Regions from separate parts of the Mus musculus genome. Here regions 2, 3, 4, 5, 6 and 7 are each linked to region 1. A link is a loop called in an ENCODE intact Hi-C map of the cell type or tissue named here. Cell type or tissue: heart. All regions are shown on one strand.

The links. Hi-C counts contacts between places; a loop is a spot of excess contacts. Peaks named below come from ENCODE experiments on the same cell type or tissue, not always from the same donor. Only the 100,000 strongest peaks of a DNase experiment are listed, where the experiment ranks them.
Region 2: a loop joins it to region 1, with 2.4 times the contacts of the local background. A loop is called at or near these places in 3 of 42 quality-filtered maps.
Region 3: a loop joins it to region 1, with 2.5 times the contacts of the local background. A loop is called at or near these places in 6 of 42 quality-filtered maps.
Region 4: a loop joins it to region 1, with 2.6 times the contacts of the local background. A loop is called at or near these places in 3 of 42 quality-filtered maps.
Region 5: it touches region 1 in a loop (4-fold over the local background); 6 of 42 quality-filtered maps call a loop at or near these places.
Region 6: a loop joins it to region 1, with 2.2 times the contacts of the local background. A loop is called at or near these places in 2 of 42 quality-filtered maps.
Region 7: it touches region 1 in a loop (4-fold over the local background); 2 of 42 quality-filtered maps call a loop at or near these places.

The regions. Positions count from the first base shown.
Region 1 is chr15:80,258,568-80,262,567 of GRCm38, forward strand. It overlaps Rps19bp1 (ribosomal protein S19 binding protein 1), which reads right to left. Exons shown (of 4, transcript NM_175109.3): 3 at 2,730-2,827; 4 at 2,047-2,563. The coding sequence ends at 2,417. Among named protein-coding and RNA genes, the nearest start is that of Rps19bp1, 3.7 kb to the right of the region's middle. In heart, a CTCF peak has its summit at 2,325 (motif pointing left); DNase peaks (open chromatin) are centred at 114, 404, 2,314 and 2,742; H3K4me3 peaks cover 306 bases; H3K27ac peaks cover 826 bases.
Region 2 is chr15:80,868,891-80,872,890 of GRCm38, forward strand. The region is part of intron 6 of Tnrc6b (trinucleotide repeat containing 6b); the gene reads left to right. Among named protein-coding and RNA genes, the nearest start is that of Mir5113, 69 kb to the right of the region's middle. In heart, CTCF peaks have their summits at 1,667 (motif pointing left) and 3,681 (motif pointing left); no DNase peak of the experiment used is centred here.
Region 3 is chr15:80,946,266-80,950,265 of GRCm38, forward strand. It overlaps Adsl (adenylosuccinate lyase), which reads left to right and starts at 2,225. Exons shown (of 13, transcript NM_009634.6): 1 at 2,225-2,435. The coding sequence starts at 2,283. In heart, a CTCF peak has its summit at 1,996; a DNase peak (open chromatin) is centred at 2,216; H3K4me3 peaks cover 2,240 bases; H3K27ac peaks cover 1,703 bases.
Region 4 is chr15:81,197,705-81,201,704 of GRCm38, forward strand. No RefSeq gene overlaps it. Among named protein-coding and RNA genes, the nearest start is that of 4930483J18Rik, 8.9 kb to the left of the region's middle. In heart, CTCF peaks have their summits at 946 (motif pointing left), 2,099 (motif pointing left) and 2,299; no DNase peak of the experiment used is centred here.
Region 5 is chr15:80,796,622-80,800,621 of GRCm38, forward strand. The region is part of intron 4 of Tnrc6b (trinucleotide repeat containing 6b); the gene reads left to right. Among named protein-coding and RNA genes, the nearest start is that of Tnrc6b, 87 kb to the left of the region's middle. In heart, a CTCF peak has its summit at 1,998; DNase peaks (open chromatin) are centred at 1,320, 1,930, 2,840 and 3,330; H3K4me3 peaks cover 3,135 bases; H3K27ac peaks cover 3,576 bases.
Region 6 is chr15:79,938,939-79,942,938 of GRCm38, forward strand. It overlaps a transcript of Cbx7 not described here. Among named protein-coding and RNA genes, the nearest start is that of Cbx7, 8.3 kb to the left of the region's middle. In heart, a CTCF peak has its summit at 2,188 (motif pointing right); a DNase peak (open chromatin) is centred at 2,173; H3K27me3 peaks cover 311 bases.
Region 7 is chr15:80,086,941-80,090,940 of GRCm38, forward strand. It overlaps Gm24204 (a small nuclear RNA gene), which reads right to left and starts at 1,613; the gene lies at 1,507-1,613. Gm31134 (predicted gene, 31134) reads right to left here. Exons shown (of 2, transcript NR_168675.1): 2 at 3,793-4,000. In heart, a CTCF peak has its summit at 1,875; a DNase peak (open chromatin) is centred at 1,881; H3K4me3 peaks cover 325 bases; H3K27ac peaks cover 205 bases; H3K27me3 peaks cover 687 bases.

The sequences.
Region 1 (4,000 bases):
AGCTAGGCTGTAAGTAGTTAAGTCTCTGCAATGAGACCCAAGTGCACCTACCCAGGCAGTCTATGGGATGGGCTGGAGATCTTGGCCACGGTGGGTGGCAGGTACATGTTCAAACCAGTACCCAGTGACATGTTCAGAAATAGACCAGCTCAGGTTTGGGGAATTGCAGAGCAGACCGCTGGACCTCTCGCCTAGTCCTTTAAGAACAGGGAACCTAACCAGCTCCAGATGCACCTTGAACTAAGCCCTCCCTACCCCTCAAGCAAGAACACTCGAGGCCAGGCTGGAGTCCTGGTGGCTGGCCCTGAGTCCCCAAGACCTCTAGTAGCAGTCCTGCTCCACTCTCTGTAGCTCCCTGGACTCACAGGGGACCAGGCAGTTGTGGATGGTCCAGGCCACAGCAGAAGCCACAGGAAGCATGGGGGGTGGGGCAGCAGCTCGCCCAAGTCCAGATTACCAAATTTTTAAACTGGCCTATTTTTAAATATTTAAACTTGGGATGCCTTAGTTGGGGTAGGCTTCCCTTTGCTGGACCCCTCCATTGACTTGAATGTAACAACCGGTGTTTTTTTATCGGACCATAGGTTGGCAAGCACTCCATCTTTTCCTTCTCGGCAGCTAAGAGGAGGCCTTATACCAGGAAAGGTACAGGATTTCTGCTTGCATCCTCTAGGTGACCATGTGACTGAGGGTGTATGCTCCCTAGAAAGGGGCCCTAGAAAGTAAGCACTGAGCTGTTGGCTAAGCATCTTATTTGAGGAGGAGAAAATGAGTCCCCAAGGCCACCTGAATTTGCTCTTCTAGTCAGCAAAGCCCAGCAAGCATGCAGAAAGGGGTGGAGGATTTGAAGACCACCACCCATGTCCCTTTGAACAACCCATGTCACAAGAGGACAAAACATGCCATGGAAGGCCCAGAGCTCCCATCACTAGCCTATATTAAAACACACTCCCTCCCTCCCGTTCCTGTTTGCTATGACCTCCTGGATGGATTGGATGGCCATGCCTTCCAACAGGCAGAGGTCACCGGAGGCAAGCAGACTCCATGCTAATTCTGCTCTGCTGTAGGCAGTTCTGTGTTGCCATTTGAGAGCCAATGCTGCTTAAAGGCAAAGAAGAGTTGCTTGGAGCAGGGACAGTGAACCTTGTTCTCTTACTGAGGACAAAGCCCTGCCTTGTCAGGGGCCCAATTAGGGAACTGACCGATCGTCACTGAGACAAACCTCAGGAGTCCCAGTGAACAGAGAATGGAGGAGGCAGGCTCAGGGGAGAGGATGGCGGTGTGGAGGCCACCAGTTGTCTCCTTAGGAATGTGTCCATCAAACAAACAAAAAAAGCTGGGCAGTGGTGGCGCATGCCTGTAATTCCAGCACTTGGGAGGCAGAGGCAGAGGCAGGCGGATTTCTGAGTTCGAGACCAGCCTGGTCTACAAAGTGAGTTCCAGGACAGCCAGGGCTACACAGAGAAACCCTGTCTCAAAAAAACAAAAACAAACAAAAAAGGAATGTGTCCATCTGCACTGAGGGGTCTCCTGGTCCCTGTGACAGGTCAGTCCTTCCCTTGCCACTTGTTCTCCCCCAGTGTGCTCATTCCACACGATCTTTCCTTTGTGACTGGCACTGCACTGCTGGAGAGTCCGGTTTGCTCTGAGGGGCACAACCATAGCTTTCACTGCGGTCCTTGGTTGGGTACAGACTTTATGCAAACCTGTAAACCTGCTTGCTGAGGACTCCGGAAACCATGACCTAGGCCCAGATATCAAATGACATACGACTGACTTTCTGCTCTCCACTGATGCCATAGCAGATCCCAAAATCCAGCAGGGTGGAGGTGACCTTCCTGTCCACTTCCTGGGCAACTCTAGCAGCTACAGTAACTGTGCCCAGAGAGGAGGCCCTCGCTGGTAGAAGGAAGTCATTTATGCTGGGCCAAGGCTGGGGACTTTAACACGGAAACCTAGAAGAACCGAGATCCACACTGAGATGGGAAACACATTGTAACACACACACACACACACACACACACACACACACACACACACTTGAATCCACATTTGCCCAAACTCACATTTATTTATTTGAATTTCCAGCTCCTTGAGGTGGGGTCTGAGTGGGCCCAGTACCAAATAGCCCTGATAACCAATCCTGGTCATAGCTGGCAGGTCAGAATCTTTTCTGGCAGGGTGCTGATGGTTCCGCCAAACTAGAAGTCCACTTCAGTTTGAGGGAAAATTTGCTGCAGGGCTTGCAGCTCTGTTCCAGTGTCCCTGGGATAGCAGCATATGGCTTCCTGAGCCAGGCTAGTTTTGCACTGCCACCTGCTGGTCGCTCGTGGCACAGCACTGCAGGGACCCAGGACAGCAGAAGTCCAGCCAAGGAGGGTTAGTGTCTTTTGTCCCCACCATTCCTCCAGGAAGTCTAGCTGCCAAAATATTCCCTCTGGAACTTCTGGAAGTCTTCTTCAGTGAACACAGTGCCCTCAGCCTTCTTCTTCTTCTTCTTCTTGTTCTTCGTCTTGGCCACTAGCCGATCACAGGCTTTTCGGCCTTGGTTCTGCTGCAGGATCTGAAAAGGTTCAGAGTAAGGGCACAGGACACCCATCTTTGGAAGCACAGATGGAAACCTTTGAGCCCACAGGGCTTATGGCTCAGGGCAGGGCTGAGAACCGCACGGACTCTGAAGGACAGCCTCAGTTATCACCCAGGTCCCTAAGCTCACACCCTCGACAAACCTGCTGGGTCACAGACTCTGGCACGGTGCTTCTCATGCTGGTCATAAACTTCAGGTTTGCTTTGAGGTGGTCTCGACACTGCCGTTTCTGGTACTCAGCTGTGGGTGGCAGGCAGGGCATGTCATTTCAGACTCATTGTACATTAGAAGCCTTCTGGGTCCCTTCCCCTGCCCAAGGCCCCACTGTCCTTTCCCTAGAAGGGAATATTTCACAACCTGGTCTCTTCTAAACCAAATCTACATTTCCCATAAGTACTGTCTGCTGCAAATCTCATAGACCCTATTGGATAGCATCAGTTAGTCACGTGACTGTCCCCCCCACCCCCCCAAACCCACAGGGTTTCTCTGTGTAGCCCTGGCTGTCCTGGAACTCACTCTGTAGACCAGGCTGTCCTCGAACTCAGAAATCTGTCTGCCTCTGCCTCCCAAGTGCTGGGATTAAAGGCGTGTACCACAACGCCCGGCATGACTGTGTCTTAAGCCAGGCATGGCACCTGTAATCCCAGCACTGGGGAGGCCAAGATAGGAAGACTGCTCCTAGCTACACAGTCAGATCAGAAAGGGTTATGTTTAAAAACAGCATAACAAAAATCCACCACCACCACCAAATAACACAAGGTCTACCCTGAGCATAACTGTGCATCAGGCACAAAGGACACATGAGCTCCTGTTTTCATTTCTACAGGGAAGGAACTGAGAAGAACAGTAACACACATTTTAGAGGGTTTCCATTTTCTTTCTTGGGGGTTGGAATTTCCGGAGTACTGGGATTAAAGGCGTGTACCACCACCATGCCCGGCTATTGTCCTGCCTACCCATTATGTACTAGGCAGTAGACCAGCCACGAGGACCATGGAAAATCCAGGGTTGGGGATGGGAGGTTAGTCCTGTGTCTTGAGGAGTGCTTACCTCAGGACAGGAGTGAAGGGAACCCCACTCCTGTCCTCCAGTTATTGGGATAACTGGGCAGGGAGGGAGGCACCTTGACATGAACTCGTGCAAACCACTAGTGTCTGTGCATGCCTCCTAGCTCCACCTCTGTTCATAGTGTTTCCTCTTGAACGACATAGCTTTTAACAAGGACTCCCAGGCTGGGTGCAGTGGTGTGTGCCTATCATCCAGTGCTTAGGAGGCTGAAGCAGGAAGGCTGATTTAAGGTCGTGGCTAGCCTGTGCTATATCATGGCTAGCCTGTGCTATACAGTGAGGTCCAGGCCTGCCCGAGCCAAAATAACTCCCCCCCCCCCCCCCCGCCTCCAAAACTGGGAGAAAC
Region 2 (4,000 bases), 610 kb after region 1:
AAATCCCAGAAACCACATGGTGGCTCACAACCATCCGTAATGAGATCTGATGCCCTCTTCTGGTGTGTCTGAGGACAGCTACAGTGTACTTACATATAATAAATAATAAATCTTTAAAAAAAAAAAAAAAGCAGAAGCCGCTAATGTCCTACACACCAAATCTGACCTGCTTATTTTTATGCTACCTGTAAGCAAAAAGAGCAAAAAGAATTCTTTAGGTTTGTTTGTTTGCTTGTTTTGTTTTTGTTTTTGTTTTTTAGTATTTTAAAGAACAGTGTCTGAGAATATAAAATTGCTGGCTCACTGTCCTTAAGTAAAGTCTTGAACCACAGCCGCTTTCTATGGCTGCTTTCACTCTCCTAGTACCCAGTTGATTTGTTGAAACCGAAACCTTATGTCCATTGAGTGCTAAACATCCACTGTTTAACCCTTGCTCCACAGTGTGGAGGACCCCAAAGGGAATGAGGGAAGACTGAAGAGCTAGGCAGAGTGAATCTCAGAAGAACCAGTAGTCAGGGGCTGCAGGCATGACGGCCAGTGCCAGATGCCCTCTAGGCTGGCAGTGAAGACATTGGTGACTGCAGGAGGGAGATGGTGAGTGCAGAAGCCAGTGTGTGAGTAGAAGGTGAAGAAGTAGAGACAGTGGTAGGCAGCACTGAGAATCACATAATATGGGCTAGTCACCTGTGCATAGGTCAGTCTTTGAGATTTCTAAGTTGTCATCCTAAAATAGTATATTTCCTAAGGTTTTAACTGGTTTTGCTTAGTTTTAGTTTTGGTTTTCTAGTACTGGGGATTGAATCTAGAGCCTCTTGCTCACCACAGAACTATATCCCTAGCCCTCTTACAAGTATATGTAGATGAAAAGGGTGTGTGCGTGTGTGTTTGGTCCCATTAAGATAAAGGAACCTTCCAGTCTGGGCCAGTGCCCTGAGCAGACCCTGAGTGAGAGCTCCGTAGCCAGTCCCACAACACCCAGAGGAGGCCCCACTCCCAGGTGCTCTAACATGCCCAGGATCACAGACTAACAGGATCCCAAGAGCTTGGTCACACCAGGATCTCAGGATCACAGAGACAGCTGAACTGGAACCACAGGAAGGACAGGCTTCAGTCAGATATAACAAGGGCAGGTAGCACTAGAGATATCAGATGGCGGGAGGCAAGCACAAGAACGTAAGCAACAGAAACCAAGGTTACTTGGCATCATCAGAACCCAATTCTCCCACCAAAGCAAGTCCTGGATACACCATCACACTGGAAAAACAAGATATGGATCTAAAATCACTTCTCATGATGGTGATAGAGGACTTTAAGAAGGACATAATGACTCCCTTAAAGAGCTACAGGAGAACACAGGTAAACAGCTAGAAGCCCTTAAAGAGGAAACAACAACAACAAAAATCCCTTAAAGAATTACAGGAAAACACAAACAGGCAAAGGAAATGAACAAAACCATCCAAGATCTCAAAGTGGTAATAAAAACAATAAAGAAATCACAAAGGGAGACAACCCTGGAGTTAGAAAATCTAGGAAAGGGGCTGGAGAGATGGCTTAGCAGTTAAGAGCACTGACTGCTCTTCTAAAGGTCTTAAGTTCAAATCCCAGCAACCACATGCTGGCTCACAACCATCCATAATGAAATCTGATGCCCTCTTCTGGTGTGTCTGAAAACAGCTACAGTGTACTTACATATAATAAATAAATAAATTATAATAAATAAATAAATCTTTTAAAAAAGAAAACCTAGGAAAGAGATTAGGAGTCATAGATGCAAACATTACCAACAGAATACAAGAGATAGAAAAGAGAATCTTAGGTGCAAAAGATACCATAGAAAACATTGACACAATAGTCAAAATACAAAAAGCAAAAGGCCCCTAACCCAAAACATCCAGGAAATTCAAGACACAATGAGACGAGGAAACCTAAGGATAATAGGTATAGAAGAGAGCAAAAATTTCCAACTTAAACGGCCAGTAAATATCTTCAACAAAATTATAGATGAAAACTTCCCTAACCTAAATAAAGATATGCCCATGAACATACAAAAAGCCTACAGAACTCCAAATAGAATGGACCAGTAAAGAAATTCCTCCTGTTACATAATAATCAAAACACCAAATGCACAAAACAAAGAAAGAATATTAAAAGCGAAAAAGTGAAAAAGAACAAGTAACATATAAAAGCAGACCTATCAGAACTATACCAGACTTCTCACCAGAGACTATGAAAGCTAGAAGATCCTGGGCAGAAGTCATACAGACCCTAAGAGAACAAAATGCCAACCCAGACTACTATGTCCAGCAAAATTCTCAATTATCATAGACAAAAAAAAAAAACAAACAAGATATTCTATGACAAAACCAAATTTACACAATATCTTTCCATAGATCTAGCCCTACAAAGGATAATAGATAGAAAACACCAATACAAGGAGGGAAACTGCACCCTAGAAAAAGCAAGAAAGTATCTGCTTTCAACAAACCCAAAAGAAGATAGCCACACAAACATAATTCCACCTCTGACAACAAAAATAACAGGAAGTAACAATCACTTTTCTTTAATATCTCTTAACTATCTTTAATATCTCTTTAATATCAATGGACTCAATTCCCCAATAAAATGACATAGACTAACAGACTGAATATGTAAACAGGACCAAGCATTTTGCTGCGTACAGGAAATGCACCTCGGTGACAAAGACAGACACTACCTCAGAGTAAAAGGTTGAAGAACAATTTTCCAAGCAAATTGTTCTAAGAAACAAGCTGGAGTAGCCATTCTAATATTGAATAAAATCAACTTTCAACCAAAAGTTATCAAAAAAGTTAAGGAAGGACATTTCATACTGGTCAAAGGAAAAATTTACCAAGATGAACTCTCAAATCTGAACATCTATGCTCCAAATGCAAGGGCATCCACATTCATAAAAGAAACTTTTCTAAAGCTCAAAGCACACATCACACCCTCACACAATAATAGTGGGAGACTTCAACACCCAACTCTCAGCAATGGACAGATCATAGAAACAGAAACTAAACAGAGACACAGTGAAATTAACAGAAGTTATGAACCAAATGGATCTAACAGTTATTTATAGAACATTTCATCCAAAAGCAAAAGAATATACCTTCTGCTCAGCACATCATGGTACTTTCTCCAAAATTGGCCATAGAATTGGTCATAAAACAGGCCTCAACAGATACAAGAACATGGAATTAATCCCATGCACCCAATCAGATCACCACATACTAAGGCTGGTCTTAAATACCAACAAAAACAACAGAAAACACACATACACATGGAAGCTGAACATTGCTCTCTCTACTCAATGATAACTTGGTAAAGGAAGAAATTAAGAGAGAAATTAAAGGCTTTTTAAAATTTAATGAAAATGAAGACTCATCATACCAAACGTATGGAACACAGTGAAAGCAGTGGTAAAAGGAAAACTCATATCTCTAAGTGCGTTCAAAAAGAAAAAGAAAAGAAACAAGAGAGCTTATACTAGCAGCTTGACAGCACACCTGAAAGCGCTAGAACGATGGCTCAGCGGTTAAGAGCACTGACTAGTCTTCCAGAGGTCCTGAGTTCAAATCCCAGCAACCACATGGTGGCTCACAACCATCTGTAATGAGATCTGATGCCCTCTTCTGGTGTGTCTGAAGACAGCTGCAGTGTACTTACATATACTAAATAATTTTTTGTTTTAAGAGCTCTATAACAAAAAGAAGCAAATACACCCAAGAGGAGTAGAGGTTAGGAACAAAGTCAGGGGTGAAATTAACCAAATAGAAACAAAAAGAACTATATAAAGAATCAACAAAACCAGGAGCTGGTTCTTTGAGAAAATCAACAAGATAAGGTAAACCCTTAGCCAGACTATCCAGAGAGCACAGAGACAGTACCCAAATTAATAAAATCAGAAATGAAAAGGGAGATATAGCAATGAAATATATCTTAATTATTGTTTGTTGAATATTAACAGTTGAAAATATTA
Region 3 (4,000 bases), 690 kb after region 1:
GTTCCCAGCCGAGCAGTGTGAGTGGTGGCTTGAGGGGAAGGGGGGAAGAGTTGAAGAATGGAGGAGGAAGTTGACCAAAGTGCTAAACACTTCCATCAGCCTGGATGGGTAAATGAGTACAGGAGAAAAGGGAGAGGGAAAAAAAGAGAGAAATAGAAGCAATTGGGTGCAAAATGAAAATGATATAAGATGCGCACTGGAAGCCAGGTGGTGGCTCACACCTTTAATCCCAGCACTCAGGAGGCAGAGGCAGGCTGATCTCTGAGTTCCAGGCCAGCCAGGAAGAAACCCTGTCTCAAAAAAAAAAAAAAAAAAAAAAAAACAAGAGATGGGAGCAGACAGGAAAGAGGAGGAGGAGACAGAAGTTACAATGGGATACTAGGCAAGCAGAAGAGGATACTGGTTGGGCCCTTCGTCCCAGTCAGAGATCCAGCATTTTCTTCTCAAGACAGGGTTTCTCTGTGTAGCTTTGGCTGCCTGGAACTCGCTCTGTAGACCAGGCTGGCCTCGAACTCACAGAGATCAGATGACTGCCTTTGCTACCCGATTGCTGGGACTAAAGGCACGTGCTGCCACTACTTGGCTTTGCTTGTCTTCTTACCTCACTGTGCCCCTGGGGGCATCAGCCATAGTTTTCAGGCAAGAATTCTAACTGCCAAGAGATTAAATAACTTGCCAAAGGGACTGGACCGACATCCATGGAGTTGCTGGGAGTGGTTAGTGAGGAGACAAGCCAAAAAGCAGGGGCCTCCACAGTAACCAGAACTAAGGTAGCTGATGATATTTAGCAGAAGTCCATGCATTAAAAAACAAAAACCAAACAACAACCACCACAAAACCACCTGGGCTGGTGACCCATGCCTTTAATCTGAGCACTCAGGAGTCAAAGACAGACAGATCTCTACATAGTGAGTCCCAGGCCAGTTAAGGCTACAGTGTATCACTCTGTCTCGCAAAAATAAAGTCAGAAAAGGAAACAGGACCAAGTAGAAAGCTAACAGCTGAAGCTACGGTTTAATGAGGAAAAGTAACCAGAGGCCAAGTGAAGCAGAGTCGGGAGAGAGCACTACGGAGCCTGGAGCCTGGAGCCTGGAGCCTGGAGCCTGGAGCCTGGAGCCTGGAGCCTGGAGCCTGGAGCCTGGAGCCTGGAGCCTGGAGCCTGGAGCCTGGAGCCTGGGAAGGATTGGCTCTGCAAGGATCTCTGTGGAAGAGAACAGTGAGCTGCTACAGCATATCCAAGCAACTATACCCCCGAATCAGTCCAGAGTACAAAGTTCCAGGAACACGTTCTTTTCAGCATACATCGGCCCACAGCCTCCAATCCAATCGAGGACCTTGGGCGCAGGTGTCTGGTAGGTTTATCTGATGTACAAACTATTCTGGCAACAGCTAAGTCTTAAGCTCAGGAAGAGGAGACACTAAGGAGCGGTTGTGTGGGGAAGAGGGAGCAGTGTTCAGATCTAATGTACCATGCCTCGTGTGGGTCTCTTTATGTTGCTGGACGAGGCTTTTTGTTTTCTGTTTTGTGTTTGTTTGTTTGTTTGTTTGTTTGTAGACAGGTTTTCTCTGGCTGTTCTGGAACTCGCTCTGGAGACCTGGCTGACCTCAAATTATTATTATTATTTATTTTTTTATTTTTGTTTTTTTTGAGACAGGGTTTCTCTGTATAGCCCTGGCTGTCCTGGAACTCACTTTGTAGACCAGGCTGGCCTCGAACTCAGAAATCTGCCTGCCTCTGCCTCCCGAGTGCTGGGATTAAAGGCGTGCGCCACCACGCCCGGCTATTTTTTTTTAATGTATGCTATTTTCAGCTTTATTCTGATACAAAAACTTTGAATTTTTTGTTCTCGAGCCACCACGCGTGGAATAATTCTGACAGGCTGCTTTCCGGAGATCGGAACCAGCACCGCGGTTTAAGAGTTTCGGTCTCCAGCTGAGCCTGTCTCCAGCGGGACTGCAGTACTCCAAGTGTCCACTAGGGCGCCTTCCTGGCGTCCCTCCGAATGCCTCTGCAACTTTCCTTTCTGGGTTAAACGCGGGTCTTAATGTGCCTTCCTCAGATGGAAAAACTGAGGAGGCACAGCGTGGGGCAGAGATTCGTAGAAACCAAGAGAAAAGCGTTGACCCTCAGGGGCGACGAGCCAAACTTGAACCATCTTCGCCTTCCAGGCCGGCGTTACACACGGGGCGGGGCCTTGGGAGGAAGTCCCGCCCCACGCACGCCACCCTTCCGCTTTTGGCCCTGCTGCTGGTGTCCGCCGCGTCCTGGTCGCGTGTTGAAAATGGCTGCATCCGGCGACCCTGGCAGTGCTGAAAGTTACCGTTCTCCGCTGGCGGCCCGCTACGCCAGCCGCGAGATGTGTTTCTTGTTCAGCGACAGGTACAAGTTCCAGACGTGGCGGCAGCTGTGGCTGTGGCTGGCGGAGGCCGAACAGGTAACTGGCCGGGCCTCTTGTCCCGAGGGAGGTCACGGCCCGAGCACCTGTTGCCTCGGCAACAGTCCCAGAGCCCTGCACATCCTTTGGAGGACTTCGGTTTGGGCAAGGCTATGTGTGTTTGCGTCCTCCCACAGCGCATTTCAAGTGGAATGCTACTTATACCTTTGCAGGCTCAGGGGGAAAGGCGCTTCCCGCCAAGCTATCCGACATGAGTTTGAGCCGGGTTCAGCATGGTGAGAAAGGCGAAACCTGACTTCTATTAGTTGTCCTTCGACTTCTGTGCGCTCACACATGCACACACACACACACACACACACAGAAAACAAGTAGATTATTCTTTTAAAAAGTACGTTGCAAACTTGATGGTCATTTTTCGCATGAGCACGAGGAGGGCATAACCACCACGAAATGCACCCTTAGGATTGTTATGCCGGGCTGGTTGTTGTAGTTCATGGGCATCACAGCTAGGTCGGCCTGTTGGTTGCTTTCTGCCTTTGGGAAAGCTTATTTGGTGCCTTCAAAATTGTTTCTTGTGTTCTTGCCTTCTTGTCCTCTCGTCCCTCCTCCCTCCCTCCCTTCCTCCTCCCTCCTCCTTCTTTTTCTTCCTCCTCCTCCTCTTCTTCTTCCTCTCTCTCTCTCTCTCTCTCTCTCTCTCTCTGCCTTTCTCTGTCTCTACTACCGTTGCCAGTGTCTCCTTAGCTTGTAAGTGCCCTCAAGCTGAAACTGAAGTGTAAGGTTTATCTGGTCTACAAATTGCTTGACGCATACACAGCTGTGAATATGGATCATCTGTTAGAGCACCAACTTAGTAGCGAGAGGCAGATGTGATACTTAGCATGAAAGGATTATTTTTCTGTGTAGTTCTGTGGCTGCATGTGGATATGGGCTTGTGTGAGTGCAGGCGCCACTGGAGGTCAGATGATGCTGTGGAACTGGGGTTACAGGTGCTTTTGAGCAGCCACGTGAGTGCTGGGAACCAGAGTCAGGTCTCTGCAGGAGCAATGAGGACTCTTATTTGCTGAACCATCTCCCCAGCACATGTGTTAACACCCCCACCCCACCCCCAGCATTTGGGAAGCAGGGGCAGGTGAGTTTCTGTGAGTTTGAGGCCTACCTCCTACCTCATCTATATAGCGTGTTCCAGGCCAGCCAGAACAGCACACTGAGACCTTGGCTCAAACACACACACACACACACACATACACACACACACACACACACAAACCCCACGCATGACTGGTGAAGTTGGGGAAGTGATGAGGAGCTGAAGAGACACTTCAGTGGGTCAGAGCATTGGCTGCTCTTCCAGAGACCTCTTCCTTTCCCAGCAGCCATGGGGCCGCCGCACACAGCCATCTGCAACTTCAGTTCCAGGGGATCTGATGCCTTCTCTGGCACACATGATATTAAAAAAAAAGGAACGACAGATTAGGAGTAATACTTAAGATTCCGGTATGGGAAGTGTGTATTTGTATGGGTGTGTGCGTGGTGGGGGCTCACAGCTGGCTGACAGCTCTGTGGAAGAGGTTCTCTCCTTCCGCCTCTGCAGGAGTTCCGAGAGT
Region 4 (4,000 bases), 940 kb after region 1:
GGCCAGACTTGAACTCACGGCACTCAGCCTGCATCTGTGTCCTGAGTCCTGGGATCGTGGGTGCTATCACAGCCACCACACCCAGGCAATAGTCTGATGGCTGGATTGGAAAGACTGTGAAATGGATTTGGGGAGCCGAGGCTATAGCTTAATGGCCTTTTTATTGTTTTGGTTTTGTTTTTTTTTTTTCACTTGTAGGGGATCAAATTCAGACATTGCTAAGCAAGTAGGAGTTCTGCCACTGATTTATATTCCAAGACATATTTTCCCCCTATGATCTACAAACCCTTTCTCTTGCTCTGAAATCATCCTTGAGAAGTGGCAATCACTTTTTAGTATTCCCATAATAGCACAGTAGGGAAACTGTAGCTGGCAACAATGAATCGAATGATTCAGAGTAACGGATAGAAAGGGCTTTGAATGTTCTTAACGCAAAGTGATGGATGGACGACGGATGGATGGATGGATAGACAGACAGATGAATACATAACCCAGTTGGCTGGATTTAAGCATTGCACATTGTATATCTGAGATGGCATATCACACTGTAAACCATAAATATATACAATTATAGTGTGTCAATTAAAAAGAGTTTTTGCCTGCTGTGTGGCCTGTGTGAGGTGACACGAGAGGATCAGGAGCTTGAGGCTATCCTCAGCTAATTATTAGATTGGGCTACAGGAGATCATGTTTCAAACAACAAAAACAGCTGGGCGTGGTGGCACAGGCCTTTAATCCCAGCACTCGGGAGGCTGAGGCTGGAGGATTGCTGCAAGTTTGAGAGCAGCCTGGTCTGCATGGTGAATTTTAGGCCAGCCAGGACTATATAATGAGACCCTGTCTCAAAACAAACAACAGGGGCTGGAGAACACACAGCTTTTGCAGAGCTGAGTTAGGGCCTCAGCCACACTGTCAGGCAGCCCACAACCTCCTGACGCCCTCTTCTGGACTCCACAGGCGTTGCACCCAAGTGCACATACACATTTACACATAATTTAAAAAAATCCTTTAACTAAATGAACAATAACAACACAACAAGGCTCTATTTATAATGTTTTTGGAGTCAGGAATGGTGGTGCACACTTTAATCCGAGCACTCAGGAGGCAGATCTCTGAGTTCGAGAACAGCCTGGTCTACAATGTAAGTTCCAGGACAGCCAGGGTTACACAGAAATTTCAAAACAACAATGACAAAACAGCAAACAAACAAAAACACACAACTAGACTCCTGTTGTTATCAAGAAATACCGTAGGTTTCAAACACTTTTTATTATTTTATTTTACTTTCATTTTCAAAACAGAGTTTCTCTGTGTAGCCTTGGCTGTCCTAGAGCTCACTATATAGACCAGGCTGACTTGAACTCATAGAGACCCACCTGCCTCTGCCTCCTGAATGCTAGAGTTAAAGGTATGTGCTACCATGCCTAGCCTGGGATCTATATCTTACTCAGCACCCATGAGTCTCTCTGTGTCCCCAACGCCATTTTTCAGTCTTACCTCCATCTCACAGATAAGAAAACGCAGAGGGTCAAACAAGTAAGGTGACCAAGTGTCCCAGTTTGCAGGGACAAAATAAAGATCCAAGACAGGACAAATTTCAAAGTATCATCTACAAGATACTTTGCACACTTGAATTACATGAGCCAGGCAAACGCACAAATGTTGGAGTCTATTTTATCATCACAAGCAGTATCTCCATCTCCCAAGGGCACACAGTGTTTTTTAACCCTGGTTCTAGGAATCAGAACTCTGCCACCAGTCCCTTGCTTGGCTCTCTTTGGGGACTTCAGGAAAGAACACAGATGTAGGGTGGTTTTGTTTTTGTTTTCTATGCTGATATTTTTGTTTCTGTTTCCGTTTTGCTTGCTCAACCAGGGTAGAGATCATGCAAGCTAGATAAGCCTTCTGTCCTAAAACATATTCTTACATTGATCTGTGTATTTTGAGCCAAGCCTCCAGAGAGTCACAAAATGGATGAGTTTTCGTCTGAAGAGTGAAGGAATCCAAACTGGAAGAGTCTTTGCTGGAGGAACGCTTAACTACAGAGATCTACAGAGATCTACTTTAAAAGATGTTCTTTGGCGCCCCCTGGTGGTTATGATCACAACATCTTTTTAGAATTTTGTGGGTTTGGGTTTTTTTTTTTTTTGCTTGGTTTGTTTTGTTTTTCAAGACAGGGTTTCTCTGTGTAACCTTGGTTGGGTGTCCTGAAACTCACTTTGCAGACCAGGCTGGCCTTGAACTCACAGAGAGAGAGATGCCTAACTCTGCCTCCTAAGTGCCGGGACTAAAGTTGTGTGTCACCACCACCACCACATGGGCCCACATCTTTTTAAAATTATTAACATTTTAGTCCTTTCAAAAGAGGTAGAAACAACAGCCAAGAAAAGCTAAAGTAAAGACAAACATGAAAGTTGCATGTTTCGGCTCAGGCATGAAATCGCAGCACTTGGAGACTTAAGCAGGAGGGTTGCAGTAGTTCAAGGCAAACTGATTTATAGCATGACTTCCAGCCAGTTAAATAAGGGAACACTGTTGAAAAATAAATAAACTAAACTGAACATTAACAGGATTTTGTGTATGAGTGTATGTATGTGTGAGTGTGTGTATGTATGAGAGAAAGTGTGTGTGTGTGTGTGTGTGTGTGTGTGTGTGTGTGTGAGAGAGAGAGAGAGAGAGTATGTGTGTATATGTGTGTGTGAGAGTGTGTGTGGGTGAGTGAATGTCAGTGTGTGTGAGAGTGTGTTTGTGTGAGTGTGTATGAGTGTATTTATGAGTGCATTTCTGTGTGAGTGTGTGTGTATGTCGGTGTGAGTGTGTGTGTGTATGTGTATAAATGTATGAGTGTGTAAATGTATGAGTGTGTGTGAATGTTTATGAGAGTGTATCTGTAAGTATATGTGTGTGAGAGTGTATGTGTGAGTGTGTGTGGGTGTATGTGTGAGAGTGTATGTGTGAGTATTTATGTGTATTTCTGAGTGTGAGAGTGTATTGTGAGTGTGTGACTGTGAGTGTATGAGAGTGTATGTGTGAGTATATGTGTGTGAGGGTATATGTGTGAGAGTGTGTGTGACTGTGTGTCTGTGTGTGTATGTGTGAGTGTGTGTGACTGTGTGAGTGTATGAGAGTGTATGTGTGAGTATATGTGTGTGAGAGTGTATGTGTGAGTGTGTGTGTGTGAGTGTAAGAGTGTGTGTGTGTGAGTGTGCATGTGTAGATCAGAGGAGGACCCCTGTGTCCTGCTCTATCACCCTCCACTTTATCCCATCTCACTGGAGCTAGGCTGATGATGGACTGCAAGTTGCAGCAATCCACCTGTCTCTGCTCCCCTACATAGCATATAGGCGTCACAAGCACAATTGGTCACATCCAGATTTGTTTTAAAACCCAGACGCTGGGGATTCAAACCCTGGTCCACCCTCAGCAAGTCCTCTTACTCCTTGAGCCATCTATACAGCCACAGTTGTGGATGGTTGGTTGGTTTTCTTCTCTTAAATGAAATCTGCCCAAGCTGCAGTAGTGCAAGGCAGGGAGACTCAGGGCCACAGTTAAAGCACACGCTGAAACAGCGCAGTCATCAAAACTCATAAGATTTCACTGCAACACTTCAGCAAGCCAAAATTAATGCAAACATCCACGACACAAAATACTATTTTTGGTTTTTGGTTTTTTTTAAAGATTTATTCATTTATTTATTTTATTTATATGAGAACACTGTAGCTGTCTTCAGACACACCAGAAGAGGGCATCAGATCCCATTACAGATGGTTGTGAGCCACCACGTGGTTGCTAGGAATTGAACTCAGGACCTCTGGAAGAGCAGCCAGTGCTCTTAGCCCCAAGAAATTCTGTCTTAACAAACAAACAACATCAAGGATGGCCACAACTATAAAAAAAAGAAAGTGAAAAGAACAAAAAGGGTGTGTGTGGGAGGGGACAAAACCAAAACCTAAACTACAAAATTTCTAGAAGAGAATATTTGTGACCTTCATTAGGAAAG
Region 5 (4,000 bases), 540 kb after region 1:
TCTGAGTGGAAAAGTGGAGGGGCATAGCGTAAAGGCATTAAAAGCCAGAAAGACAAAACACTTAGCGTTTCGATGGATTTAACAGATTCTTTTGCAAGGCAAGCCTGCCTTTAGAGCCCTTGGTTCTCTGCTGACTGGCCACTCAGCCTAGTTTGTTTGGGAGAAGCACCTTGGCCAGCTTACTATTTCTGCTTCTTTATGTCTGGAAAGAATCCTTAAAATAGATAGAATGGATAGGGATTCCTGGAGATTTCTGGCATTCATTCCCCTAAAGTACTTATATTTGTTTGTTATTTCTGTTTAGCCCAGCTCTTCTGAGTAGAGCGCTAGGTGATTTCATTGATAAATTCATTCAGCTGCTATTTGGAGTTCAGTGTAACACCTTACTGAAGATGGGGAAGACAGTTGAATGTTTTTAGGGAAAGACCAACATTAAGCAGTTTCTGTCATAAAACGAAACACTGCAGTAATAAAATGTGTACTAGGAATTTAGCAAGAAGGCCTGGCTTGGAATGGGAGGCTCAAAAGATGCTTGCTTGCCGGGCGTGCCTTTAATCCCAGCACTTGGGAGGCAGAGGCAGGCGGATTTCTGAGTTCGAGGCCAGCCTGGTCTACAGAGTGAGTTCCAGGACAGCCAGGACTATACAGAGAAACCCTGTCTCGAAAAACCAAAAAAAAAAAAAAAAAAAAAAGACGCTTGCTTGTTTTGGTAGTGAGTGACTTTTTGGGGCAGGGTCACATGGTATCTCTGGCTTACCTGGAACTTGCTATACGTAGAACAGAGATCCATCTGCTCCTTATACTGGGATTAGCAGCGTGCACCACCACTCCTGCCTGGTGACTAACTGAACCAGAATAAAATGAACAGAGCCAGGAAGGCAAAGAAACCAGGGTCAGTAGTTTGAGCACTGGCTACTTTTGCAGAGGACCTGTGTCCAATTCCCAGAACCCATAACTACAGCAGCTCACAACTGTCTGTAATTCCAATTCCAGGGGATCCATCATACTCACACAGACAAATGCAGGCAAAACACTTATATGTACATAACAAAAAAATTTTTACGGAAGAAAGAAACAAATAAACTAAGGTATCATGACTTCCCATCTCCACTGCACACCTGCCAAAACAGAGACGGGGTGGGGGTGGGGCTGGGATGAGGATTGGGGGCTGGATTTATACTTCAAGCCCAGTGAAGATGTCTCTGAGGAGGAGGGACTAGGGCCGCAGGAAGGCTTTAATTGAGTGCCTAGTCTCTGAGCGCCTTCCTCAGCAGAGAAGGGATTAAAGATGACTCAGAGCTGCCCAGCCTGGAGGAATCCAGTGGTGAAGCCCTGGCTTAGTCTTTACTTAGGTTTGGGGGAGAGGCTACGGAGTGCTGTACTCACACAATAGGCGCCAAGTTCAGGCTCTCCCGCTCTCCCTTTGCTGAGCGTTCAGATATCAGGTGCTGCTTAACCTCCCTGAACTGACACACAGTTTATGAGTGGGTAGAGTAACTTCCTGTCTTTTTGTGTATTTTAGAGGTAGCTAGAAATCAGCTGTGTCCTGTTTCGTTTTAATTTAAAAACTAAATTCTCTTTTTGTTTAGGTAAAGCTTTGTTTAAGCCCCCTTTTAAAGAGCAGTTTGCCAGTCTGTTCTTGCCCAAACATCTAGAGAATAACTAGCAAGGAAGCCAAAATCAGATCCAGGATCTGCAAGCATCGTTAGCAACTGAGCATATTTCTATAAACCAATAAAGGTTTTTCTATTTTGTTCATCTGTTACCCTTATGGTGTTGCCGCTTTCACATGCAGTATCTGTAGGCGGGAGTATAAGTAACAGCATAGCACAAATGAAAGCCGGTGGAAAGGGGCTGCTTTCGCTTTAAGGCAGCTTCGACTCCAGCTCCCTCCCCTTTCCTGATTGACAAACCTACCCGAAGTCACGTGATCCGCCTCTATTTGAAGGTCACAAAAAGCTGCTTCCTTTAGAGACAGAGGGGGAGAGAGAGAGCAGGAGGGAGAGTGAGCGAGAGAGTTAGTTCAAGCCAAAATGGCCGACAGAGTCTCTGCTGGTTTCTGAATATTTAAAATACAAAATACAGATAGACAAAAAGAATTCATTTTTTGGACCTTTTTTCATTTCCATTTCTACCTTGTATGCCTCAATTTGCTGGATTTAAGCACTGCTGCACTTTATGAGGTTGGTAAATATTTTCAATTTTTAAAAACCAATTGATTTATATGGATCGTGTCTAACCGTTTGCACTAGTGGTGTTGCAAATCGACATTTCTCTAGCATGGAGACTGGCTTCAGACAGTTGGCGAATCTGTAAATCATACTCGGGATGTACTTTTGGTTCAGCATTTTAGAAATGGAAAAGACTTGGTAAAATATTTAAATTTTGAAGTAATTTAATTGCACTTTTAGTTTATATGTAGCTTTTTATCGTTTCTATCGTGCAAATAAACGAAGCTGTGAGTAATTGAAATTTGATATTTAGAAAGAGGTTTTTTTAAAAACACAAGCCTCTCCCTCCCCCCCTTAAATCTGCTGCAAAAATTTGCATAAATATAAATGGGTTTGCATTCTTTCCGCTGCTAAGGCCGACAAAGGATCAGGGAGGACTAGCCCTAGAATGGGAAAGCTTCTCTCTCTCTCTCTCTCTCTCTCTCTCTCTCTCTCTCTCTCTCTCTCTCTCTCTCTCTCTCTCGCAGACCAGGCTATCCTTCCTGGAGCTGTGAAGAGCCTAGAGTGAGATACATTTTAAAATAGGGCCAGCGGGTTACTGAACACACCAGGTTTGGGGTTCTAAATTCCCCTTCTTGAAATGCAGGCAGTATGTGGCTCACCCCTCTCTTCTGCGCGCGCTCCTTTGCACTGGGTCCCAGTGTGTGTTCTCAAATGTGCAGCCAGATGCGCTTTTATTTTGATCGTGGCTTCAACCAAATGGTAGGACTGTCTTGTAAACACGATTATTTTAAAGATATAAATGGCTCTTTACTCTGTTTAGAAATTGTTTCTTTACCAGTTCTTCGTGTACATTGGTCTCCATTTCACATGAAATAAAATATTTTGTTTAATGTTAGATTTTCAATACCAGCTGAGTGTTCGATGTGTGCCTTTTGGACATATATTTGTTGTAAAGTGGTCATTTGGGATCATAAAATCGAGTGTCTGTGTGATTGTTAGTAACCCTGAAAGTGCGGTTCCTCAAGTTAAATTCCATTACTCCTAATGCAGGATTCTTGAAGCCTGCGAGCAGGCTGGAAAGAAAGCCGAAAACTTGCTTTCTCAGGGCCGCCTCCCCCTATCATTGTGAGAGTGTGATGTAATGCCTCTCGCTCTGTGTGCTGAAAAGACTGTAGTTTGTGATGTGGCGGGTAAATTACCCCCACCCCTGACAAAACCCCTCCCCCTCCCCCGGCAGATCCTTGGCTCTGAGAAGCCTTGTTTTCTTTCCTCTCTTCTCCTAATTTGTGTCCCCTTTGATTTGTGCTGTGGCATATTGGCAAGAGAAAGATACCATTCTTCTAAGTCTGCTACAAAGTATAGTTTAGAAAAGACATTTAAAATATGCAAACGGTCATATCCCCATTAAATGTGTAGACTTGGATTAAAGCTAATTAAGCATAAATGGAATAATTTTGATCAGAAGGGGTTTTTGGGGTTTTTTTTTGTTGTTGTTTCCCTTTTAATTAATCTAATTATGATATGCTAACCAGCTGGGCCTTAAAGTGTTCAAAAAATAAAATGGGGAAACTGCTGGACCAATTTGAAAATTTTGACAGTGTGGAAGAGGGTGTGTAGTGCTTTCAAAAGCTTTATTCACTGTTAAAATGGGTTGGCCTCTCGTGCTGAAAATGGCCTGTTTCTTTGGGCCAATTGTGTGTAGATGAAGGGACTTTTCACGCTAATTTAACAAAAAGACTTTCCATTTGAATACGTAAGGATAATTAGTCTTCTGTCTCAGAAGAGCCATCATTTTATTATTTTTTAAAGTAATGTTGTTGTTATAT
Region 6 (4,000 bases), 320 kb before region 1:
GCCTCGAACTCAGAAATCTGCCTGTTTCTGCCTCTGCCTCCAAAGAGCTGGGATTAAAGGCGTGCGCCACCACCGCCTGGCTCAAATCATATTATTTTAATTTCAAATTCTACCTGCAACTTGTATGTACAGTTTACAATAGATATTTATCTGATAATGCTTTCCTAGACAGTAGGGCAACAAAATAGAAACGGGCGGAGGGACCCTTGAGATGGCCCAACAGCTAAAAGAGTCTGCCACCGAGCCCGAGGACCCACGAGGTGGAAGGGGAGAATCTGCGCATGCGCACTACGGCTTGCGCATGCCCAACAGTCCTACAAGGTAGCAGAACATAAAGCAAACAAGACAGCGTTTGATTGACATGAAAAGGGACAAATGAGGCAACGGGACAGAAAGGAGAGTCTCCCCGCCCCAATATCCACAAAGAGGGAGGGAAGAGGAGAGAGAGGGGCTGAATATAGAAACCTATAGATTATGTGTGTGCGTGTGCATGGGGAAATTATTAGTCAATGGGTCAAAGATATTTCTAGCAAATGGTCCTAAAATTACTGGGTGTCCTTGTGGGAACGGTTCGGACGGGGGGGGGGGGGCTACTGACTAATAATGTGGACTCTATGTGGTTTAAAACTTAATGTAAATGATAAACTCTGGAATGTTAAGATTAAAAATATAATTATGGGGAGAGGTGGCTCAGAATCTAGGAGCACCTGTTGCTCTTGGGGAGGACCTGGGTTCATTCCCAGCATTGTGTGGTGACTCACAGTGGTCTGTAATTACTGTTCCAGAGGAACAAATGAAGAGAAAACTCACTCTTTTTTTTTTTTTTTTTTTTTTTTTTTTTTTTTTTTTTTTTTTTTGGTTTTTCGAGACAGGGTTTCTCTGTATAGCCCTGGCTGTCCTGGAGCTCACTTTGTAGACCAGGCTGGCCTCGAACTCAGAAATCCGCCTGCCTCTGCCTCCCGAGTGCTGGGATTAAAGGCGTGCGCCACCACGCCCGGCTGAGAAAACTCACTCTTAAGTGGGTCAGTGTGACAAATGTACTCAGTGAGGAGCCACATCTAATTCCCACTGCGCGGACGGACGGTCAGTGTAATTAAAGACGAAGCCCAGCATTCTCAGCGCCTGTCTCCAAGAAAGAACCCATGCTGGATTCTTCTGAAATACAAACACGCTTCTCACGCCTTCAGAAAATTGAATTCACATATCAACCATAAAAACGAAACTACACTGGTGGTGATGGTGAATGCTTTTTTTGGTTTGTTTTTTGTTTTTTCGAGACAGGGTTTCTCTGTGTAGCTCTGGCTGTCCTAGAACTCACTCTGTAGACCAGGCTGGCCTCAAACTCAGAAATACGCCGGCCTCTGCCTCCTGAGTGCTGGGATTAAAGGGGTGCGCCACCACCACCCGGCTTTGGTGAATGCTTTTAACCCCAGCAGAAGCACGAAGATCTCTGAGTTTGGCCAACGTAATTTATAGTTCTGGGGCAGCCAGGCTCCATAGAGAAACCCTGTCTTGGGGGAAAGATGAAGGAGAAGAAGGGGGGAGGAGGAGGAGGAGGAGGAGGAGGAGGAGGAGGAGGAGGAGGAGGAGAGGAGAGAGAGGTGAAATCAGGAAGAAAATTACCAATCAGCTGAGTTTGCTGTCCTTTTCATGGCTCACATCATTTTGCATTCTGGCCTCCTCCATTGACTAGTATTACCCTCTTCTGGTCTTATTTCTAAATGTTCTACTTCACCCACACTTATAGCTATCGACACATATACATGCATACATCAAAGGCTAATAAGATCTGCTGCATCTGAGGGAGAACATTCATTTCTTTTTCTTTCAAAAGTTTGGGTCACGCTGCTTAATAATTACACTTTCTGGGTCCATCGGTTTTTATTCTTCAAATTTCATGGCTCCCTCTCCCCTTACAGAGGATCCACACATCTTATTTTATATATACTCACCACACATCCATTCACCCACCGTCCGTCATCTAAGCTCCTTCAATGTTTGCCTCGTGAATAGAGAAGCACTAAGTATCAACGCGCACGTGTCATGGTAGCAGGACACGGAGTTCTTTGGGTATGGGCCCAGGAGTGAAATAGCTGGGAATCATCTATCTAGCTGGGAATCACCCCCACTCCCCTATCCCTGCCAAATTTATTATGTATAGCATTCTGCCTGCATATATGCCTAGAGGCCAGAAGAGGGCGCCAGATCTCACTATGGATGGTCATGAGCCACCATGTGGTTGGTTGCTGGGAATGAACTCAGGACAGCTTAAAAAGCAGTCATTGAGTGCTCTTAACCTCCGAGCCATCTCTGTAGCCCCAGGAAATCATTTCTTAAGGAGAAAAAAGAGAGCATCCAGATGATGGCGCATGTCTGTAATCCCAGCAACTCAGAGGTGGAGGCAGAATAGGAGTGCAGAGTCATCTTCAGCTACAAAGCAAGAAGTCTGCCTGGACCGCGAAGAAGCTCAAAAAAGTGTGGGGCTGGAGAGATAGCTCAGTGATTGAGAGCTCTTACTGCTCTTGCAGAGGACCCAGGTTCAGTTTCTAGCGCCCATATGGCTGCCAACCATCATCTGTAACTTCTACCATACATATGCCTTGGCACATGCATGCCAACATACCTTTGCACAACACTCAAAATAAATTCAAATTTTTGGATGATTGACAGAGACACTGGGAATTGATCTCCGTTTCCGCGTGTACATGCGTGCATGCGCACACAGGCACACGAACGTGTGTACATACACAAAGCAAACAAAACGAACCCCACAAATGAGCTATAACTTCACCCCTACTTGACTGGCATCTGATAGTGCTGCACGTGCTGACATGCACAGCTGGCTGCGGCAAAGGCGAGTGTACTGATCCCTTGGGAAATCTTTGCAAATCTTGGCACACCTGAACACATTCAAGCCTCCCCCAGTGGTCTTCCTGGGACATTCATTCCTCAGGGTGACTCTTCCAAATGCGCGACAGAAAGCAGGTTTCAAAATACTCATCAAAACAATATTTATACCACCCTGATCTGGAAACAGATCCTAAATCTCCAAACTGGAAACAGCCCCTAAATCCTGGAGGTCCGACAAGTTAAGTCCAAGCTATTCACACACTTGGGTCATGACACAGACTTGAAACCGAATGAACTACAAGGGGCATGCAAGAAGCCAAACAAATCTTTTAAAATACTGAACGGACAAAGGCACTGAGCTGCCTCTCCACCTCCAAAACCACGCGAATGATGCACTTACTCAGCACGCACAAAGCCGTCTGGAGGTGCTGGGCGCAGTGGCTTACTAACCCTAGCCTCTGTCCTCAGAAAGTAGAGGCAGGAAGATGGAAAGCTCAAGGCCAACTTGGGATTCCTAAGATCTATCACAAAACCACAAAGGAACCAACAAACCCAGAACTAACTAGTGATGGTAAAACCATGCAAATAGCGAGGGCAGGGGGTGCATGAGCTTAGCCAGGAAGCTGCCATCACACAGTGGCTAGCTGTGTGGGCCGTAGAATGACTGTGGATGTATCATAATGCAAAAATACAATTGAAATGGTTTTAAATCAGAGCTAGGCTAGTGGTGGCGTGTGCCTTTAACCCCAGCACTCAGGAGGCAGAGGCAGGCAGATCTCTGACCTCATGGTCAACCTGGTCCACAGAGCCGAGTTTCAGGACAGCCCAAGGCTTCACTGAGAAACCCTGTCTTGAAACACCAAAACCAGGTATGGCTGAGGGGGGAAGAGACAATCCAGGCCAGGCATAGCACCAATCCAGATCCCACCAGACAGAGCCAGCTGGGAAGGCAGGCAAGGAGCAGGGGGCCTCGGCGGTTCTGGGTTGGGCTAAGCAACATGAGGCAGCCTCGCCAAGCCTGCCGGGAGAAGGACAATGCAGCTCAGCAGGTAGTGCTCCAGGATGAAGATGGATGGCTTGTGAGAAATGACCATTGACTTTGGGGGCTGAGAAACACTAACCCAACATTTATCGTTTGAAGAAACAACTG
Region 7 (4,000 bases), 170 kb before region 1:
TTCTCACACAACAGGTTCATGGATCATGACTGATCCATGATCAGGAGCAATGAGGCTGTTATTTGTTTGTTTGTTTGTTTTACATGTATGTGTCAGTGTTTGAACACGTGCACTTGAATGCAGGTACCCAAGGAGTCTGCAGGCAACAGATCCCTCTGGAGCTGTAGTTATAAGTTATGAGCCACCCAGCGTTACTACTAGGATCTGAACTTTGCCCCACCACAAGAGCAGTATTTGCTTTTAATCACTGGGCCCTCTCTCCAGTTGTATTAGTTAGGGTTTTACTGCTGTGAACAGACACCATGACCAAGGCAACTCTTATAAAGGACAACATTTAATTGGGGCTAGCTTACAGTTTCAGAGGTTCAGTCCATTATCAAGGTGGGAACATGGCAGCATCCAGGCAGGCATGGTGCAGGAGGAGGTGAGAGTTCCACCTCTTGTTCTGAAGGCATCTAGAAGAAGACTGGCTTCCGGGCAGCTAGCACAAAGGTATTAAAGCCCATGCTCAGAGTGACACACCTACTCCTACAAGGCCTAGTCTCAAGTACCTAAAAGGCTGACACTTGAACTTAAGTCTGAAGCAAGCCTTGAACTAATTCTCTAGTCTCCACCTCCCAAGTTCTAGGACTACAGCCAACCTGAGGAGGGTTACACAAGATATTGTGAAACTATGATCATTTGCCACGGTGCTTAATAACAAAGATGAAGTTAATCCGATGGGTGACCAGAGCTGCTGAAAGGATGTCCTCCCAGAAGTCTTTGCGGTTTAAGGTTACCACAGCCTCTGCGCAGGCTCGTGGCTCTTGTTCACTCATTGGCATTAGCATTTCAGCAGTTCCCAGAGCTTTAGGGACGGTGTGCCAGGAAGAAGGACCAGGACCCGACAGATATCACATATCTCTTTCACAGGGGCAGTTAGATAGGATGAATACATCCATCTGTAGCTGACTGACAAGGGCCCATCATATTGAGTGCTTGTGGGAGTCCAGTGGGTGGGTGTTAAGGCACCCAGATGGCTCCTTATATTCTGCTATATTCTTCACGAACTGGTCTATGCCTTAAATCCAACATTGGTAAGAACTCTGGGAGTTTCAGGCCAGTTTGGTCTACAAGTCCCAGGACAGCCAGTGTTGGACAGTGAGATCCTTTTTTTTGTTTGTTTGTTTGTTTGTTTTTGGAGACAGGGTTTCTCTGTGTAGCACTGGCTGTCCTGGAACTCACTCTGTAGACCAGGCTGGCCTTGAACTCAGAAATCTGCCTGCCTCTGCCTCCCAAGTGCTGGGATTAAAGGCATGTACCACCACCACCCAAGCGAGATCCAATTTTCAAAGTAGAAACAAAACAAAATGAAGACACTCACATTTGCTACCTGTGCAACTTTTTTTTTTTTTTTTTTTTTTTTTGGTTTTTCGAGACAGGGTTTCTCTGTGTAGTCCTGGCTGTCCTGGAACTCACTTTGTAGACCAGGCTGGCCTGGAACTCTTTTCTTTTCTTTTTTTTTTTTTTTTTATGGTATGCTTCACAAATTTGCGTGTCATCCTTGCGTAGGGGCCATGCTAATCTTCTCTGTATCGTTCCAATTTTAGTATATGTGCTGCCAAAGCCAGCACTTGTGCAACTTTTAAAAATAAAAAATAAATATGAGGGCTAGCAAATAATAAACACGAGGCACTTTCCATGTCTGATGTCCTGAGTTCAGTCTTTGGGATTCATTTAGTGGAAGAACAGAAGCAACTATTCCCAAGTTGCCTTTAGATTTCCACGCACATGATAAATAGAATGATAGCAAATTAAAAATAGGGGCTTGAGAGATGGGTCTGTAGTTAAGAGTACTGGCAGCTCCTCCAGCACCCACAAGGTGGCTCACAGTGGTCTGTAACTTGAGTCCCAGTGAATCCAGTGCCCTCATTTGGCCACTGTGGGTACTGCACATTTAGGCCACACACATGATGCAGGCAAAAAAAAAAAAAAAAAAAAAAGAAAGAAAAAAAAGAAAAGAAAAAAGAAAAAAAACATATGCATAAAAATAACTAAAATGTTCAAAAGCTTTTAATTAAAAATAATTGGAAAAAAAAAGTCGGGCGTGGTGGCGCCCGACTTTAATCCCAGGCAGAGGCAGGCAGATTTCTGAGTTTGTGGCCAGCCTGGTCTACAAAGTGAGTTCCAGGACAGCCAGGGCTACACAGAGAAACACTGTCTGGAAAAACCAAAAAAAAAAAAAAAAAAAAGGAATAGTTGTTCGCCTAGTCCCTTACTGTTGGCATAGTTTACTCCTGTGCCTGTCTTTGCCCTGGCAGTTCAGATTTGGAGCTGACACTCCAGTGATCTCTCAGCAATACTCTCTTCCTTGATGCTGGCTGGGTTCTTACCTTGTCTTTTCTGCATCTATTTGCATTTCCGTAAGCCTGCTTCTGATACCTCTTCAACTATGTGGTAGCCTTTCCTTTATTTATTTTGTTTGTTTGTTTTTGAGACAGGGTTTCTCTGGGTAGCCCTGGCTGTCCTGGAACTCTGTGTGTAGCCCTGGCTCTGCTGGGATTAAAGGTGTGTGCCACCGCTGTCAGCCATGCCTTTTAAACTGCACGGTCATTGTGTAAACCACATATACGTAGATAGGTTGATTAGTTCATTGATTTCCCGTGTGCCGGGTGACAAGCGTGTTAATATGAGTAATTGGGATTGGAATAAAATCACCTTGGCTAGATTACCAAGGTGTAGGCGGCATACTTGTTGTTGAAACTGCTCCACCCTGTGAATTTATTGTTATGAGATAAATCGTGGAAAGATATGAACGTGTTCATCTATGTGTGCCATAGAACTCAGGACAAGGTACATATGGGCAAGAGGAGGATATTTGTACAACATTCAAGGACTTGTAGTAAGTACCGGTGCTGGCTGCTCAGCCCAGGAACCTCCTGACCACACAGTTTTGTGCTTCAGGGAAAATGCTTTGTTAGATGTGATGGCTAATGCCTGTGATCTCAGGACATGGGACTGTCCCGAGTTTGAACTGAACACGGGCTATACAGTGAATTTAGCAGTTAAGAGCACTTGTCCTTGCAGTGGACCAGAGTTTGATTCCCACACAGTGACCCACAAAGGTCTGTAGAGCTCCAGGTCTAGGGAATCCCACACCCTCTTCTCACCTCCTCAGGCAATGCATTTATACGATGCTCATATGAACATGCAGGCAGACACTAATACAAGACAAAGAGAAAATAAAAATGAAAAAAAGTCTTCCAATGTACAAAGTTATAAAGATCTTCCCTTGTTTTCCTCTAGACGTTTTATAGGATCATAGTATAACAGCTGCCTCAGACCTGAAACTCCATCACAGGGATAAAGCAGCAGGAGGAATAGAAATTCAAAACCCATCCCCCTCCTCCCGGTGAATTCCAGAGGCCGGCCTCTACAAGCCACTCTGTCTCAAAAACAAAACAAAAACAACAAATAAAAACAACGACAAAAGCCCCCGAGAGAGCCGGGCGTGGTGGTGCACGCCTTTAATCCCAGCACTCAGGAGGCAGAGGCAGGCGGATTTCTGAGTTCGAGGCCAGCCTGGTCTACAGAGTTCCAGGAGAGCCAGGGCTATACAGAGAAACCCTGTCTCGAAAAAAACAAAAAACAAACAAACAAACAAAAAAAGCCCCCAAGAGCCCCAAAGGGCCAACTATGTTGGGGTTGGGAGGGGGTAGAGTATATTTATTGACCACCTACTGTTTGTGAGGCCTTTGGATATAAACAAAACCTGACCAGCAGGAGCACACAGACAGAGGAGACAACGGAAGAAATAAGTACATAATTAATTATTGGATTAAGGAAAGGGATCGGGAGCTGTGGTGGAAGGGGAAGGGAGTCTCAGGTCTGTTTTTTTCCCAGCTTTTGCCTCCCTTACAGCGCCTTCCAGGTCAGGGGGCGCGTGCATGACATCATCGGTGGAGCTCGGCGGCTAGGTGGTTCTGGGGGCCCGAGAAGGCTGTGCAGATCTCTTAGAGAG